2 separate regions of the Homo sapiens genome follow, and region 2 is linked to region 1. The links are chromatin loops, found by intact Hi-C in ENCODE. Cell type or tissue: CD4-positive, alpha-beta T cell. All regions are shown on one strand.

The links. Peaks named below come from ENCODE experiments on the same cell type or tissue, not always from the same donor. Only the 100,000 strongest peaks of a DNase experiment are listed, where the experiment ranks them.
Region 2: a loop joins it to region 1, with 14 times the contacts of the local background. A loop is called at or near these places in 105 of 110 quality-filtered maps.

The regions. Positions count from the first base shown.
Region 1 is chr12:7,635,153-7,643,152 of GRCh38, reverse strand. No RefSeq gene overlaps it. Among named protein-coding and RNA genes, the nearest start is that of APOBEC1, 27 kb to the left of the region's middle. RefSeq lists silencers at 3,021-3,120, 4,202-4,331 and an enhancer at 4,773-5,307. In CD4-positive, alpha-beta T cell, CTCF peaks have their summits at 4,069 and 4,268 (motif pointing right); DNase peaks (open chromatin) are centred at 2,362, 2,732, 3,922, 4,302 and 1 weaker place; H3K4me3 peaks cover 2,027 bases; H3K27ac peaks cover 1,565 bases.
Region 2 is chr12:7,216,670-7,224,669 of GRCh38, reverse strand. It overlaps a transcript of PEX5 not described here. Among named protein-coding and RNA genes, the nearest start is that of PEX5, 31 kb to the right of the region's middle. In CD4-positive, alpha-beta T cell, CTCF peaks have their summits at 4,644 and 4,844 (motif pointing left); a DNase peak (open chromatin) is centred at 4,809.

The sequences.
Region 1 (8,000 bases):
CTAATTGAGCGCTTGTGCCTGGGGAGAGACGTTATTTAGAGTGACTACTGCTTATCCTGCCTTATGTACTTCTTGCTTTACTGGCGGTTTGTTGGCTAAGAGCTCCCCCTAGAGGACAGTAATCCTGCCACATTATGTGGGGTGTAAACAGTTAAATTATTTCCTAGGGTTAACTTGGAGGCTTTTCTGATTAGCGAGCTGTCATGATAATGGCTTGGAAGCACGTGTCAACTAAGGTTGAGAAAAATACTGGAGTAGAGTTTTTCCTGAGATGCCCCTTCTGGTTGTGCTATGGGAAGAGGGGAGGCCTGGATTAGAGAGGAGAAAAAAGAGAGACTGGCTGAGTGTTTAGAAAGAGGTCTACTTTCCTTCTTTTAATTTCCAGAATCACTCAGAGCTCCTGTGCTGTAATGGCAGTTTGAGCCGCTGGAGCTGGAGTTTGAGCCCCGGGATCCAGTTCTGCTGGATCATCAGTAAGACTGGTTCTGAACCCAGTGACCTCCACCTCTGGGGGCAGTTCCATCTCCTGTTGTCTCTGCCACAGGCTGGAGAGGGTTGAGGTGGCTTTGTCTTGCTGTATGGGCATTCTTTCTTAACATGCTCTGGCCTGCCACACTGATAGCAACTAGCAGATGCACCTCCGGGATCCTGGACTTTGCAAGCCTGCAAAGCTGCTGCTAGAGTCTCTGTCCTTCTGACCATTGTCTCTTTCTTTTGGGCCTCCTCCTGGTTCCTATTACAAAAGACCAAAGTGGCCACTTTCAGGAAGTTCTCTAAGGTGCTATCTGGTCCTATAGCTTGCTTGTGTAGTTTCCTTTTAATATTGGCAGCTGCCTGTCTAATAAACTTGTCCTTTAGGATGAGCTGTCCCTCGACTGAATCAGGGGATAAGGAGGGGTGTTCTGTTAGTGCCTCTCTCAGCCTTTCCATAAAGGCTACAAGATTCTCATCTGGCTGTTTATCATGGACAGTTTAGAGTAATTGAGAGGTTTGGCCCTGGTTTTCCGTAGGCCCTCTAATGCACACTTAAAAAAGAGCTTCCTTTTCATCTCCTGAGTTATTGGGGTCCCAATTAGGGTTGTCAAGGGAAACTGCTTTCCTCCCAATTGGGAATGGCATTTCTGCTATTTCTTCTCTTTCCTTATCTGCTTTCTTCCCTTTTGGTGTATTATAGGAGATATGTTGCTAATCTCTGAAATCAGAGCTGCCTGCTTTTCAGCTGCAGTGAGGGTCTGACTTAGGAGCAACATAACATCCTTCCATCTGAGGTGAAATACCTGAGTTAAATTTTGGAAAGCTTTTTTTTTGAGACGGAGTCTCACTCTATTGCTAGGCTGGAGTTCAGTGCCGTGATCTTGGCTCACTGCAACCTCCACATCCTGGGTGCAAGCGATTCTCCTGCCTCAGCCTCCCAAGTAGCTGAGATTACAGGCACATGCCACAACGCCCAACTAATTTTTGTATTTTTAGTAGAGACGGGGTTTCACCATGTTGACCAGGATGGTCTCAATCTCTTGACCTCGTGATCTGCCCGCCTCAGCCTCCCAAAGTGTTGGGATTACAGGCGTGAGCCACTGCGCCCAGCCTGGAAAGCTTTTATATACCTATCAGGGTTGTGAGAAAATTGGCTAAGTCTCCCTTTATTACAGGCCTAAGGGGCTGTAACGAGAAGGGAACTTGAAGGGGCCCCCAAAGAAGGGGGATCTTCAGATGGCTCCTCTGGAAGTTGCTTTTCTAATTTTGGGGAATTATTTTCAGTGAGCGTGCCTGATATGATTCCTAAAAGAGCTGGGTTGATCTTACACTGCTTGCAAAGTTTCAGTAAAAATACCATGCCCTTGTGCAAAATAAAATGAGTTGCTCTTCTCTTTAATGTCCTGAGGCTAAGAAAGTTTCAGTGTTTCAGAGTGCACGCCAGAGGGGCACAAACTGAAGATAATCTGTTACCCATCTAGAAAGAAAAGCAATAAAAGTGTCCTTTTAATCTACTTTGATTCCCTATGACCCCCGACGGAGAATAACACAGTGGAGTGTCCTGTTTTCCTTCCCTGGTTCCTGGGACCCTGTTAAATGTGCCACCCACGATTGTAAGCATGGTCCCCCAAGCCATGGGAGCGGATGAACTAAGTGATGGTGTGTCCGGAATGGGTGGGTTCTTGGTCTCACTGACTTCAAAAATGAAGCCGCAGACCCTCACGGTGAGTGTTACAGCTCTTAAGGTGGCGCGTCTGGAGTTTGTTCCTTTTGATGTGCAGGTGTGTTCAGTTTTTTCTTTCTGGTGGGTTCATGGTCTGGCGGGCTCAGGAGTAAAGCTGCAGACCTTTGCGGTCACTGTTACAGCTCTTAAGGCAGCGCGTCGGGAGTTGTTCGTTCCTCCCGGTAGGCTCGTGGTCTCGCAAGCTTTCGTGGTGAGTGCTGTAATTCACAAAAGTAGTATGGACCCCAAGAGCGAAAGAACAAAGCCCCACCAAGGCAGAGAGACACCCGAGCGGGTTACTACTACCAACTCGGGCAGCCTGCTTTTATTCTCTTATCTGGCCCCCCCCCAACCACATCCTGCTGATTGGTAGAGGCGAGTGGTCTGTTTTGACAGGGCGCTGATTGGTGCGTTTACAATCCCTGAGCTAGGTACAAAGGTTCTCCTCCTCCCCATCAGATTAGTTAGATACAGAGTATCCACACAAAGGTTCTCCAAGGCCCCACCAGAGCAGCTAGATACAGAGTGTCGATTGGCGCGCTCACAACCCTGAGCTAGACACAGGGTGCTGATTGGTGTGTTTACAAACCTTGAGCTAGATACAGAGTGTCCATTGGTGTATTTGCAATCCCTGAGCTAAACATAAATTCTCCACGTCCTCACCAGACTCAGGAGCCCAGCTGGCTTCACCCAGTGGATCCCGCACCGGCGCTGCAGTCCCACGCCATGCGCTTGCACTCCTCAGCCCTTGGGCGGTCGATGGGACTGGGCGCCGTGGAGCAGGGGGCGGCGCTCGTCGGGGAGGCTCCGGCTGCACAGGAACCCACGGAGGCGGGGGAAGGCTCAGGCATGGCGGGCTGCAGTCCCAAGGCCTGCCCCGCGGGAAGGCAGCTAAGGCCCGGTGAGAAATCGAGCGCAGCGCCGGTGGGCTGGCACTGCTGGGGGACCCAGTACACCCTCCGCAGCCGCTGGCCCGGGTGCTAAGCCCCTCACTGCCCCGGGCCGGCAGGGCCGGCCGGCTGCTCCGAGTGCGGGGCCGCCAAGCCCACGCCCCCCCGGAACTCCAGCTGGCCCGCAAGCGCCGCGCGCAGCCCCGGTTCCCGCTCGCGCGTCTCCCTCCACACCTCCCTGCAAGCTGAGGGAGCGGGCTGCGGCCTTCGCCAGCCCAGAAAGGGGCTCCCACAGTGCAGCGGTGGGCTGAAGGGCTCCTCAAGTGCCGCCAAAGTGGGAGCCCAGGCAGAGGAGGCGCCGAGAGCGAGCGAGAGCTGTGAGGACTGCTAGCACGCTGTCACCTCTCAATGGGATTAACCACACTTTACCCACGCAACCTTAGCTTATCTGCCTTGTGTGATTCCCTTTGACTTCCTAAGCCTATGTGATCTACCTGGCTCCCTGAAAAATTGATCTTTGGAGAGACTGTGTTGTTTTTGGTCAAGGCTCCTTTAACAGAGGCAATGTGCTAGACTGCCTGCTATTATGGCCCATGCCAAACCATTTACCCTCAGAAAAATGGTTCTGGTTAACTTCTGAACTTAAAATCTCCCTACTAATTATACCATTTTAACAGGAAACAGATTAGATGTCTTAAAAGAGCGTAGGAACAGAATGGCCATTTTCCTGCTTATGGGACAATATCAAGACTAAAATGTGGCAGCAGACATATTACTTCTTTTTGAGACAGAGTCTCACTGTCACCCAGGCTGGAGTGCAGTGACGTAATCTCAGCTCACTGCAACCTCTGCTTCCCCGTTTTAAGCAATTCAATAGCCTCAGCCTCCTGAGCAGCTGGGACCGCAGGTGTGCACCACCACGCCCAGCTAATTTTTGTGTTTTTAGTAGAGACGGGGTTTCACCATATTGGCCAGGCTGGTCTCGAACTCCTGACCTCGTGATCCACCCGCTTTGGCCTCCCAAAGTGTTGGGATTACAGGCGTAAGCCACCATGCCCGGTCGAGGACATATTACTTCTAATTGCTGAAGGCAGAACTTTCCGGTTCACAGAAGTAGGTTAGAGCCTGATTTCTGGTGGTGCAAAAGGAAGTTCAGTGTTACCGTAAAAAATGTGGCCCCTGAAGAGGATTTCTACTTCCACTAGGTGGCGCTGTTGGCTTAGAAATACTATATGCTCACCAGCGCAGCCACAGAGAGCGGGCTTGTTGAGTTACTGCCTGCTGCGTTTGCCATCTTTCCTAGCAGACCTGTTTCACTGAACTGTAAAACTCCCTGCACTTTTCACAGAGAGAGAGTAAGAGACCGTGGATAGAGAAAGAAGGAAAATTTTGCAACAGGATAGTAAGAAGAGAGCCTTGAAATTGAAGGAGAGATTTGAGGTTGGGGCTCGCTCTATAGTCACCACTCCGATGAATGAATTCCCGGTCAATGCAACCAAAATGATAACTGCTCTGATGAATGGAAGAACAGCAGGGTCCTTGGTCTAACATCGTTTTAGATAAAGCGACATGGACACATGTAGAGTGGTTTTAAGGAGTGGAGAGTTTAATAAGCAAGAAAGAAGGAAGAAGCTTCCCAGTACAGGGACAGAGGGAGGGGGGCTCCCAGAGAGAAACCCCGTGTGTGGCAGAGTAGTTTGTTATAGCAGGAGGCTGGAGGAGGAGGTGTCTAATTTGCATAGGGCCCAGGAGATTGGTTTGACCAGGCGTGTCATTCACATAGCCCGTGAAAAACCTGGCACTCCTACCTTACTCCTTTAATATGCAAATGCAGGTCACCATGATATCCATGTTATCTGGAGGCAATCATGACACTTGGCACATGTAGTGATGAGGAGGAGAGGGTGGCACTCTTCCTGTTGGCCATGTTGGGTGGACCCAGTTTCTAATCGCCAGCATTTGCATATCAAAGCTTGCCGGCCTGGTTTTTCAAGCTGCCTTTCTGTTAGAAAAGAAATGGTTTGGGGGTTGCTTCTTATTACAGGAAAATTTCCACTGAGAACCTTTACCCTTTCTAGCGGCCTAAAAGTTATTTCTTAATAATTCCTGTATTATTTGGAGGTGTTTGGGTCATGTGGGTAGATCCCTCCTGAAGTAATGAGTTCTCACTGTTCGTTCACACAAGAGCTTGTTGTTTAAGAGTCTGGCATCTCGCTTGCTCCTACTCTCACCATGTGGCACACTGTCGCCCCTTTGCCTTCCACCATGATTGTAAGCTTCCTGAAGCCCTCATCAGAAGCAGATGCTGGCACTATGCTTCATGCACAGCCTGTAGAACTATGAGTCAACTTAACCCCTTTTCTTTATAGATTACCCAGCCTCAGGTATTCTTTTATAGTAATGCAAGCAGACTAACACAAAGCTCATTATATATTTACAGTAGAGATGGATGTTAATACATGAGCATATTTTATATGAGCCACTATAATTATTGCTATTCCTATAGGAGAAAAATTATTCAGCTGATTAGCAAACTTTCACAGAGAAAATATCTAATGGTCATTAGCTGTACTATGAACTTTAGGCTTTATTTTCTCATTCACAGTTGGAGGCTCAACAAAAATTGTATCAGCTAAATTATCATTTGATATCAACCTTCATGATAGATATTGTTGTAGTAAAGCAAAGTAAAATGAAAGTAAAGTCAAAGTAAAGCAAAGTAAAAGGCTAGAGAGTGTTGGAAGCAGTGAATCCTATTTTAGATGGACTTGCCAAGGATACTGGTAATTTTCTTTTTTTTTTGAGATGGAGTCTTTCTTTGTCATCCGGAGTGGAGTGCAGTGACTTGATCTTGGCTCACTGCAACCTCTGCCTCTGGGGTTCAAGCGATTCTCCTGCCTCAGCCTACTGAGTAGCTGGGATTATAGGCACGTGCCATCATGCCTGGCTAATTTTTGTATTTTTAGTAGAGACGGGGTTTCACCATATTGGCCAGGCTGGTCCCGCACGCCTGACCTTGTGATCTGCCCACCTCGGCCTCCCGAAGTGCTAGGATTACAGGCATGAGCCACTGCACCTGGGCGGATACTGGTAATAAAGTAAATGAGCAGGTCATGTGAAAATCTGGAGAAAGTTTATTTCAAGCAGATGGAAGAAGGTGCAGGCATTTGAAATTGGAACAAAACAAATTTGGCATTTTTTAAGGAATAAAAAATGTGGTTAGAGTGGAATAAATGAGGTGAGAAAATGTAGGAAATAGGGCCAGGGAGACAAGCAAAGGTAAGATTATGTAGGGAAGTATAGGTCATGGAAAGAAATTTGGATTTTCTTTTGAGTAAACTGGATTTTAGAAATTTGTGGTAGTGCAGGATTTATTATGTATTAACAAGAACTGGTTGCCTGCTGTATGGAAAACAGATATAGTGGGGCAAAAGTGAAGTAAGGAAGTCCAGTTAGAAATACAGCAGATATCTAGTAAAGACTAAGCTCTGATTTTTTATCTGGCCTAAATTCCTTATTAAGGGGTATGGGGAGTCATGACCCACAAACCATAAATTCTCATCAGATGGGTTTTATTTAATCCTGTATATTACGACTTACTTTCCAATCTGACTCTGGCATAACTAGAAAGAAAATAAAAATGTTTTACCCCAAAATATATTTTCTTGCCATACCTTGAAATTGCCCTGCAAAGTCCCTTGTGGGAAAAATCCACATTCTATAGAGAATCCCCTTTCCCCTTTGTTTTCCTTTCTTCCTTTCTGGATCCAGGAGATAATCAACTAAGAGCCAGGTACCCTTTTAGGTCTGATAGGAAACATTTTACAACCTGCTGTCTCTGAAGTCTGCTATCAGAGAGCTTCCTCTGCACAATAAAACTTGGTCTCCACAATTCTTTATCTTAACTTGAACATACCTTTCTTTTTTTTGAGACAGAGTCTCACTCTGTCACCCAGGCAGGAGTGCAATGACGCAATCTCGGCTCACTGCAACTTTCGCCTCCTGGGTTCAAAAGATTCTTGTGCCTCAGCCTCCCAAGTAGCTGGGGTTACAGGCACCCACCACCATGCCCAGCTAATTTTTGTATTTTTAGTAGAGACAGGGTTTCACCATGTTGGCCAGGCTGGTCTCGAACTCCTGACCTTGGGTGATCCACCTGCCTTGGCCTCCCAAAGTGCTGGGATTACAGGTGTGAGCCACCACACCCGGCCTGGACATTTCCTTTCTATTGATCCCAGCTCTTCAGATAAACTCAACCAACTGTCATACAGAAAATGTTTAAATTTACCTATAGCCTGGAAGCCCCTGCTTTGAGTTGTCCTGCCTTTCTGAACCAAACCAATGTATTTCTTAAATGTATTTGATGTGTCATGCCTTCCTAAAACATATAAAAGCAAGCTGTACCCCATCCATCCTGGGCACATGTTCTCAGGACCTCCTGAGGGCTGTGTCATGGGCCATGGTCACTCATATTTGGCTCAGAATAAATCTCTTCACATATTTTATAGAGTTTGACTATTTTCATCCATACTAGGAAATATGACTATTATCTCTACTGAAATAAAGATACAAGTGGTGAGAAGTAGTAAGATTTGGGATATATATTAAAGGTTTAGTTGACAGGATTTGTTGATGGAATAAATGTATGCTACAAAGGGAAAACTCATGACTTTTACATTTTTAGCAAGAACAACCAGATGAATGATACTGTCACTTAACTGAAATGAGGAACACAGGGCTAGGAGTGGTTTGAAAGTGAAGTCAAGAGTTCCATTTAATTATGTTAACTTTTAAAATGTTTATTAGACATACAAGTGGACAGTTATTCATGTCTGAATTTGATAGAAAAGGTAAAATCTGGGGATTAAAAAAATGGGCTTTACATATGCATTGTCTTAAAGTCACAGGAATGG
Region 2 (8,000 bases), 420 kb after region 1:
AAAGTTAATGACCCTCAGGGGACATTGGAGGTAGGGAAGGAGGGAGACACAAAATTCGAGTAATCACCCTCAGCACCGACTAAACTGGAGACCCTACCGGTCAAAGCAATCAAATACAAAATGTATTCAAATCCCACTCTGGGGAGGCTCAGACTGCATCCAATTTCTGCATGAAACTACACCTCAGAAGCCTCTCCAAGGCAAGAAAAAACTGACAGCATCACTATCAAGATTCAGATAGGAGGCAGCATACACAGGAATACTCATTAAATATTTATTTTCCAAATCCCCAATGACAAGTTCTGGCCAATAAAGTGTGAATGGATGTCATGTGTGTCACTTCCATGTGGAGGCAGTGAAAAGTCCAAGTAAGATGCTCCAGTCTCTCTCTTCCGCTGCCCTAGCAACTACATGTTCCAGATGGTGCATCTACAAGATGGTGGAGCCCAGGTCAACCTGGGTCCCTGAGTTACTATGTGGAGCCAAGTCCTCCACCAACCACAGCAGGTTTGTAACATGGTGATAAATAAATGGTGTGTGTGTGAGCTGTGGAGATTTGGGGGTTAACTTGTTCCAGCAGCATAAGCTAGCCCATTCTGATGAATATAATATAGAAAGAATACTTGAAAAGAAGATGGAATCTTTTGCATTAAGGTGCTTCTCAGTAGTTTCCTGGATCCAGGCTTCCTTCTTCATATTCATTCCAAGCAGCTCTCTTAGATCTCGCCTTGCTTCTTCTATTGGACTTTGTTGGCTTCCAGTCACAATTTATTTCTGATTTACTGGCATCTAGATTTAAAACTCTTTTTGAAAGCAGCTGGACCTACGTGCATTCATCTCCTTTTTCTTTTTATGTCTGTCTCTACTGACAGTCATCTTCCCATTTCTTCCCCTCTGTCCCTGATCCATGACCCTTAATCTTAATCATCTCTCCTTTCCTCCAGGTGAATCAATCCATCATCTTTGATTTTATTTTTATTCTTCCACCATTCCTATACTAATGAAAAAGCAATATATGCATTTTAAACCTCTTCAGTTTCTTCTTGATTTTTTTGGCAAATCTGATCCCCAGATTTAGTGCTCCATGCACAGGCTCCTTTAATTGCCTTCTTGGGTAAGAAATAATTTCACTGGGCCTGGCACAGTGGCTCAAGCCTGTAATCCCAGCATTCTGAGAGGCCGAGGAGGGTGGATCACCTGAGGTCAGGAGTTCAAGACCAGCCTAGCCAAGATGGCAAACCCCATCTCTACCACAAATACAAAAACTAGCCAGGCATGGTGGCATGTGCCTGTAGTCCCAGCTACTTGGGGGGCTGAAGCAGGAGAATTGCTTGAGCCTGGCACGGTGGAGGTTGCAGTTGAGTCGAGATCGCGCCACTGCACTCCAGCCTGGGTGAGAGTGAGACTCTGTCTCAAAAATAATAATAATAATAATTTCACTGAATTGCTTCTTTTCTTAAAAAAGACAATACATTCTTTTAATAATAAGGACTGTTTTATCTCATTTTAATATTAATACAATCTAAATGGCAACTTGGGGGAAATCGTAGTCATGATCAGAACCAGGGATGGATCCAGGGAGGAGACTAAAGTTTGTGCAGTTCGAGGAACCCTCTATAAGTAAAAGAATACAAAATTACCAATATGAAATTCCATGGTCCTACTTCAGCCCTCTCCAGTTCAAGGAGAAGTATGGCAGAGAGGGGGTTGGAGTGGAAAGAGTCATCTTAACTAACTGCATTGAAAATAGTTTACTTTTGCAAAGTTTACAGAAGCATGTGCCCTTGCAAACACAGTGTCAGGGCCCCTCCCAGAACCTTGGAAGTAGCTGGTGCAGGGAAATTTAGGTCCTGAAGCTTAAACTTCATTAGCTTCACAATTAATCCACCTCTGTTCAGAAGCTGGTGTAATTAACAACTCCAAAGCAATTTGAGCTCTTGTGAGTGGAGATTCTTAAGGTAATTGAATCCAAGGTTAATGACACCACAGTTCTATCTTTAAGCCAGAAGACAGAGGAGGAACAGAATTTGGGCATCTGATCCAAGATTGTCCATCTCTGGCTGGTACTCAGAGTTCAAAGCCACATGCTCCCACACAGGTGATCTGTCCTACACATGCAGCTTCGGTGCACTTTGAAGTCCTGCCTGTGGCCGGGCGTGGTGGTTCACGCCTATAATCTCAGCACTTTGGGAAGCCAAGGTGGGTGGATCACTTGAGGTCAGGAGTTGGAGACCAGCCTGGCCAACATGGTGAAACCCCGTCTCTACTACAAATACAAAAATTAGTCAGGCATGGTAGTGTGCGCCTGCAATCCCAGCTACTCGGGAGGCTGAGGCAGGAGAATTGCTTGAACCTGGGAGGCAGAGTTTGCAGCAAGCTGAGATTGAGCCACTGCACTCCAGCCTGGGCAAAAAGAGTGAGACTCCAAGTCTGCAAACAGATTCTTTCTTTCCTTATTGAATCCTTCCTCATCTGGGCATGCTAAGGCCTCTGCAGGCCACAGGCATCTGCTGGGGCTCTGATAGGGCCCAAGACTGGGGGAAAGCCTATATCTACTTACCTCCCTTATGCCCCCATTTTACCTCACAGCTACTGCTACTCTGGTGCCTGAAATTGTTAACTTATTTATTTCTGGCCACTTACTCTTCTAGGCTAGATTTTGAGGGGAGTGACTCTGTATTTCCAATGTCTATAACTTAAACGATACTCAACTAATGTTTATTGAATGCTTGAATGGCACTGTGCTAGACATTTAAGAGAAATTATCTTATGTAAGAATTGGTTTTCAGAACATTACTTAGGCAATTTATATTTTCATTTCAAAGGCATAAGTTTTCAGCAATAAATAAAGCAAATTCCAATTTTCAAAAACAGAAGCAGTTTATTTCCAACAAACGTATACAAGCCACACATCTCTCCTGTCTCCAAAGATACACAAGACAAACCACAACATACTAACAGGTGGAGACCCTGAGGCCTCTTACTAAGTCTTAATCAGACATAACAGAGGAGGCAGGATGTTTATATGTGTATTTATCATTTGGCTGCTTTTCAATTAAAACCACATAGAAGTAAAACAAGAAGAAAAATTTGCTATGAAAAAAAGAACTGCAGCACTGTCTACATGACATAAGGATAGAGATGAGGTGTAAAAAGAGTTGTTTTGCTTGAGAAAACAGCTTAATTAGCCTTTCACCACTGTGAAAGGAGAGTCCTCATGAGCTGATCTTGAAGGATGCTGTAGAGACAACAGAATAAACAAGAAGCCCAAAATAATCAGGTGATGTCTCAACTTCCAGTTCAATGGAATCATAATTATGTACCCTGGTAGACGTATTCATCCCTTGAGAACTAAGAATCTAAATCAAAGTTTCCAAAGTTGCAGGAACAAAAAGCACACATTTTGTGTGTGGATAATAGATAACAATGAAGAAAGCCACTTCTCCTTCCACCCGTTTGTTCCTAGACCTATATTTTCTGACTATGGGAGAGAAACTACCATATATTGGTCACTGATTCTGATCAGACACTACATCTTATAGGACAGAACCCTAACCCCTCATGGCATTGTCACTCAGCTGATGCCATAATTGAGTTGTCAACAAACTATTTCATAATTCTATCAGGCCAGTTACTTCTGAGTGATGAAATGATATACGTAAGATTGTTGAATAACATGGGTATGAACATATTGCCTGGGTTTTTTGCTGTACAATGAATTCGTAGTACAGAAGCAGTATTACATAGGATACCATCATGGTGGATAAGAATTCAATACATCCAAGAATCATAGTGGCAGCAGAAATGTCATGCACAAGAAAGACAAATCCATATCAAGTAAGTATCTATTCTAGTGAGGAAAATAATCTTGTCCTTATCCATGATGGAAGAGATCTAATATCATCACCCTGTTCATTGGTCCAATGAGCAGCACTGAAGTGGCTTGGGAAAGCAGCTGGTTGCCATTCACAAAAAAGGTCATCTTGCCAAGATGACTTTTGAGCACCACCTCTATAACAGATGACATTTAGTGAGCATTCACATGGAACACGAATATCTCCACACCTGTGCCCTTACAAAAGATTGATCTACATGCTTCTTCTCTAATTCATAGTCAGTCCTCCCTAAGTCCCTGAACATAGAGCCAAACCATCCGCCACTACCCGTGAATCAGCTTAGATCCATAACTTCTGGCCTTTCTCCTTCCAGGTAAAATGGACAGCTAAGTGCACTGCTCAAAGTTCTGACCATTAAGAAGATATTTCTTCCTAACTGCCTTTCAGGATCACCCTTGGGGAATTCTATAATGCCGTGGTCATCCACTTTTAGGAGGTACCAGCATATCATCAGAACCATCTGTAAATCAGACCTGAATTTTTTTCCTAGTCAATTTGTCATAGGAAGTTCCCCACGGAGCCTAGGTGGGGATTAAAGGAGAGGTGGCAATGCATCAAGATTAGATGCCACTGAAGATGTTAAAATATAGAAAGGAATGCGTTTCAGTGAGTAATAGCTAACATTTTTTAAACTTATATGGCAGGAACTATTCCTTATGATGATATGTAATAATTATTCTAATCTTACCAATAACCCTGGGAGGTAGGGTTTTTCTTAACATTCCTATTCTGCAAAGAGGAAAACCAAGTTAAGTCAGTCATCTAAGGTCACCCAAGTAGCAAATGTGGTACTGTGAAGGTGGGCAGTCAGACTCCTGAACCTATGCTCTTAACTCCAGACCTTGAGGCCTAGCAATCTTGGGTAGATGGAGGAGAAAGCAGAAAGAGAGATGGCAGCAAATCTCTTGGTTGCTACTAAGGTCCTTTGGCGCCATCTGCTGTTTAGTGCCAGAGTTGGCAATTCCAAATAGTTTGGACTCCTATGATTGATGCTTTTTTCTTTCTCTTACCTGGAACACATATGCCTATCATGTTGTCTTCTTCCACTGTTAGGTCAGCTATTCAAACAAAAACATTGAGATTATAGATCTCATTTTAACTTCCTAAGTGAGCCCAAATACGGGCCAGAAGAGTGTTGGTGTCCATTTCTGTTTGAATGTTGAAGGCTGTCTGACTTTGTGCCTGCTTCTAGTATGGTCCAAACAATTGAAGATATTTTGGCTTTGAGAACACCATAAAGAAGAATGAGATCCTGTCATTTGCAACAACATGGTTGGAACTGGAGGTCATTATGTTAAGTGAAATTAACCAGGCAAAGAAAGATAAACGTCACATGTTCTCACTTATTTGTGGGAAGTAAAAATTAAAACAACTGAACTCACGGAGATAGAGTAGAAGGATGGTTACCAGAGGCTAGGAAGGGTAGTGGGGTGGGTGGGGGGGAGTGAGGATGGTTAATGGGTACAAAAGAATAATTATAAAGAATGAATAAGACCTAGTATTCTCTAACACAACATGGTGACTATAGTCAAAAATAATTAATTATACATTATAAATAACTAAAAGAATATCACTGGAGTGTCTGTAACACAAAGGATAAATGCTTGGGTAATGGATACCCTATTTACCCTGTGTTTATTACATATTGCATTCCTGTATCAAAATATCTCATGTAGCCCATAAATATATATACCTACTATGTACCTACAAAAATTAAAAAATTTTTTTCAAAAAAACACCAAAAAGTAAGAGAACTGCAAATATATAATAGTGGTAGTCATGGTAGGTTTTGCTGCCTAGTAGCGGCTGCCAGATATTGCTAATGGAGTCAGCACAATAATCTTTTTAAACTGATGAAGCCTTTGAAAATTGTGTCGTTAGAAAGATTTTTTAAACCAAGTTAAGACAAGAAGTTTCCTTCTTTACGACGTGTTAGATTAAGCCATTCTGCAGGGATTGGGGGATAAGGGTTCCCAGATTGTTAGAAAACTTCAACTAGAGTAGAGTTTAGAGGAGAACAAAAGATATGACCCTGAGTGGCAGTTCTATCTCAAGACAAGGTCCCCATTGCCTTAGCAGATTAAATACGCAGTTTGCTAGAAGACAAGCTGTGTGAGTGTCTTAGCCTAAGGTTGTGAGTGGGTTGTTTTACCCTGATTCAACTATCTCTTTCCTTTTCTTTGAAACACAAGGCCGCCATTTAATATGTGTCAAAACTTTAATAATTTTCATCTATTGTTTGAACAAATGAGGATTTGTTTTCCTACATGAATTGTCCAAGATGGTAGGTAGAGAATCCAATATGAGTTCAGGATCCCAAGGAAACTCCAGCCCGTTCATTCAGAAGCAGTGTCTGCAGAGGCTGTATATTTCTAAAGAAAAACAAATGGGTAAATTGAATAAAACCCAGTCGTACAGTTTCCACTTGAGGAAACTTTGACCTAGAATAGTTTGCCCGTCTCTAGAATATTCTTATATTTAAAGACCAGAAAGTGTCTCAATTGCAATGAATTCCTACTTTAGTTGATATAAGAAAGACCATTAAGCATCTATATGAATCCTGGAAGGACTCTTAAAGGCTACTGGTGATAGGTCACTATCATAATAATCGTCAATAAATCATACCTCCCTGTATCCACATCTCTTTGCAGTGTGTCATTTCTTCTCTCTCCATCTCCCCATCAAGAGATGGAGTCTATTTCTTCACACCCTTGATTCAGGGTTGAACTTATAAGTAAAATAACGTCTAACTGATATTAGTTAGACTAACTAACTCCCCTCCCTGAAGTTGCCATCCCACTCTGCATGGAACTGAAACTGCACGTCTCTTGCTGACCACCACAAAGGGACAACAGCCAGGGACTGACTGTGAAGGGACTTAGGGTAAAGGCACAGTGCAGCCCGTACAACTCAGGGAGGGGAGGAATGTACAGGTGCACATGCAGGACACTCGCTATGCAGCAGGGCCTATAGTGTCCCTGTTGGCCCCCTAAGTCATTTCCAGCTTGGGTGTATGGGTGGAGGCTGCAAAGCCCCTGCAGCCAGCCCAGGCCACCAAGGGTCATTCTCCACAGGGACAGGCGGCCCCAGTTATGCCTGCCCTGATGCAGCAGTCTGACCTCCTGCCTGTGGGACCAAAGGCAGAGCCTTGTAAAATAAATAATTTGTTTTGACCAATGAAAGGTGACAGGAGTGAGATTGTGTGAGATCCAGAGACTTGCTTTTGAGAGGCTTTGCAGTTCCTGCTCTGTCATTTTGACACCCTGAGACCACCATGCTGTAACGAGGCCGTCTCACCTACTGAGGAATTCTCCTCCACCTTGGAACATCCCAGCCCTAGTTGAGGCATCAAATGACGGCAGGTGGCCCCATGAATGTTCCCCGGTGAGTACAGCGAAGAAGCGCCCAGATTGCCAATCCACAGAATAGTCAGAGATAATTAATTATTGTTGTTTTAAGCCACTAAATTTTGGAGTGGTTTTTATGCAGCAAGATATAACTAATATACTTCCCAAGAAAAGGTAAATCCCAAACCAAACTCTGAATGCTTTAAATGCACTTGCCCTTTACGAAAAACTTTCCTACTTGGAAAATGAGAACACATTCTTAATTGTCACCACCTTAATTTGCCCAAATCTACTAAATATGTTAATATTCCCCATGGGCTGATAGTTCATAGAACTAAATCTTAAAATGAAGGTTTTCTACTTGGGAAAGGTTTTTTCAAATGAAACACTGGATTACTTTGAATTATAAAGTCATGGTTAAAAGTAACTACTACATTGATGTGAAGAAAAAAAATAAACACGTATGAATTAGTGTGAATAAAGTAATAATTTATTAACAAAAGATTAAACATTCCTATTCTCTAACACAAACACTTTATCTCCTTTAAAAAGTTGTTGGATGGAAATAAAGGAAATCTTACTTTGGTTTAATGACTTCAGGGTCCCTGCTGTGTTACAAGAAAAAATACAAAAGAAATACAAATGGGCAATAGGCTAGTGATTAATAGTCACGTAAAGACTAAAGAGAAAATAAAAATAATACAAAAAGTTTTGGGTCTAAGTTTCTAAAAGTTGTTTTGTTTTTGACTTTTATTCC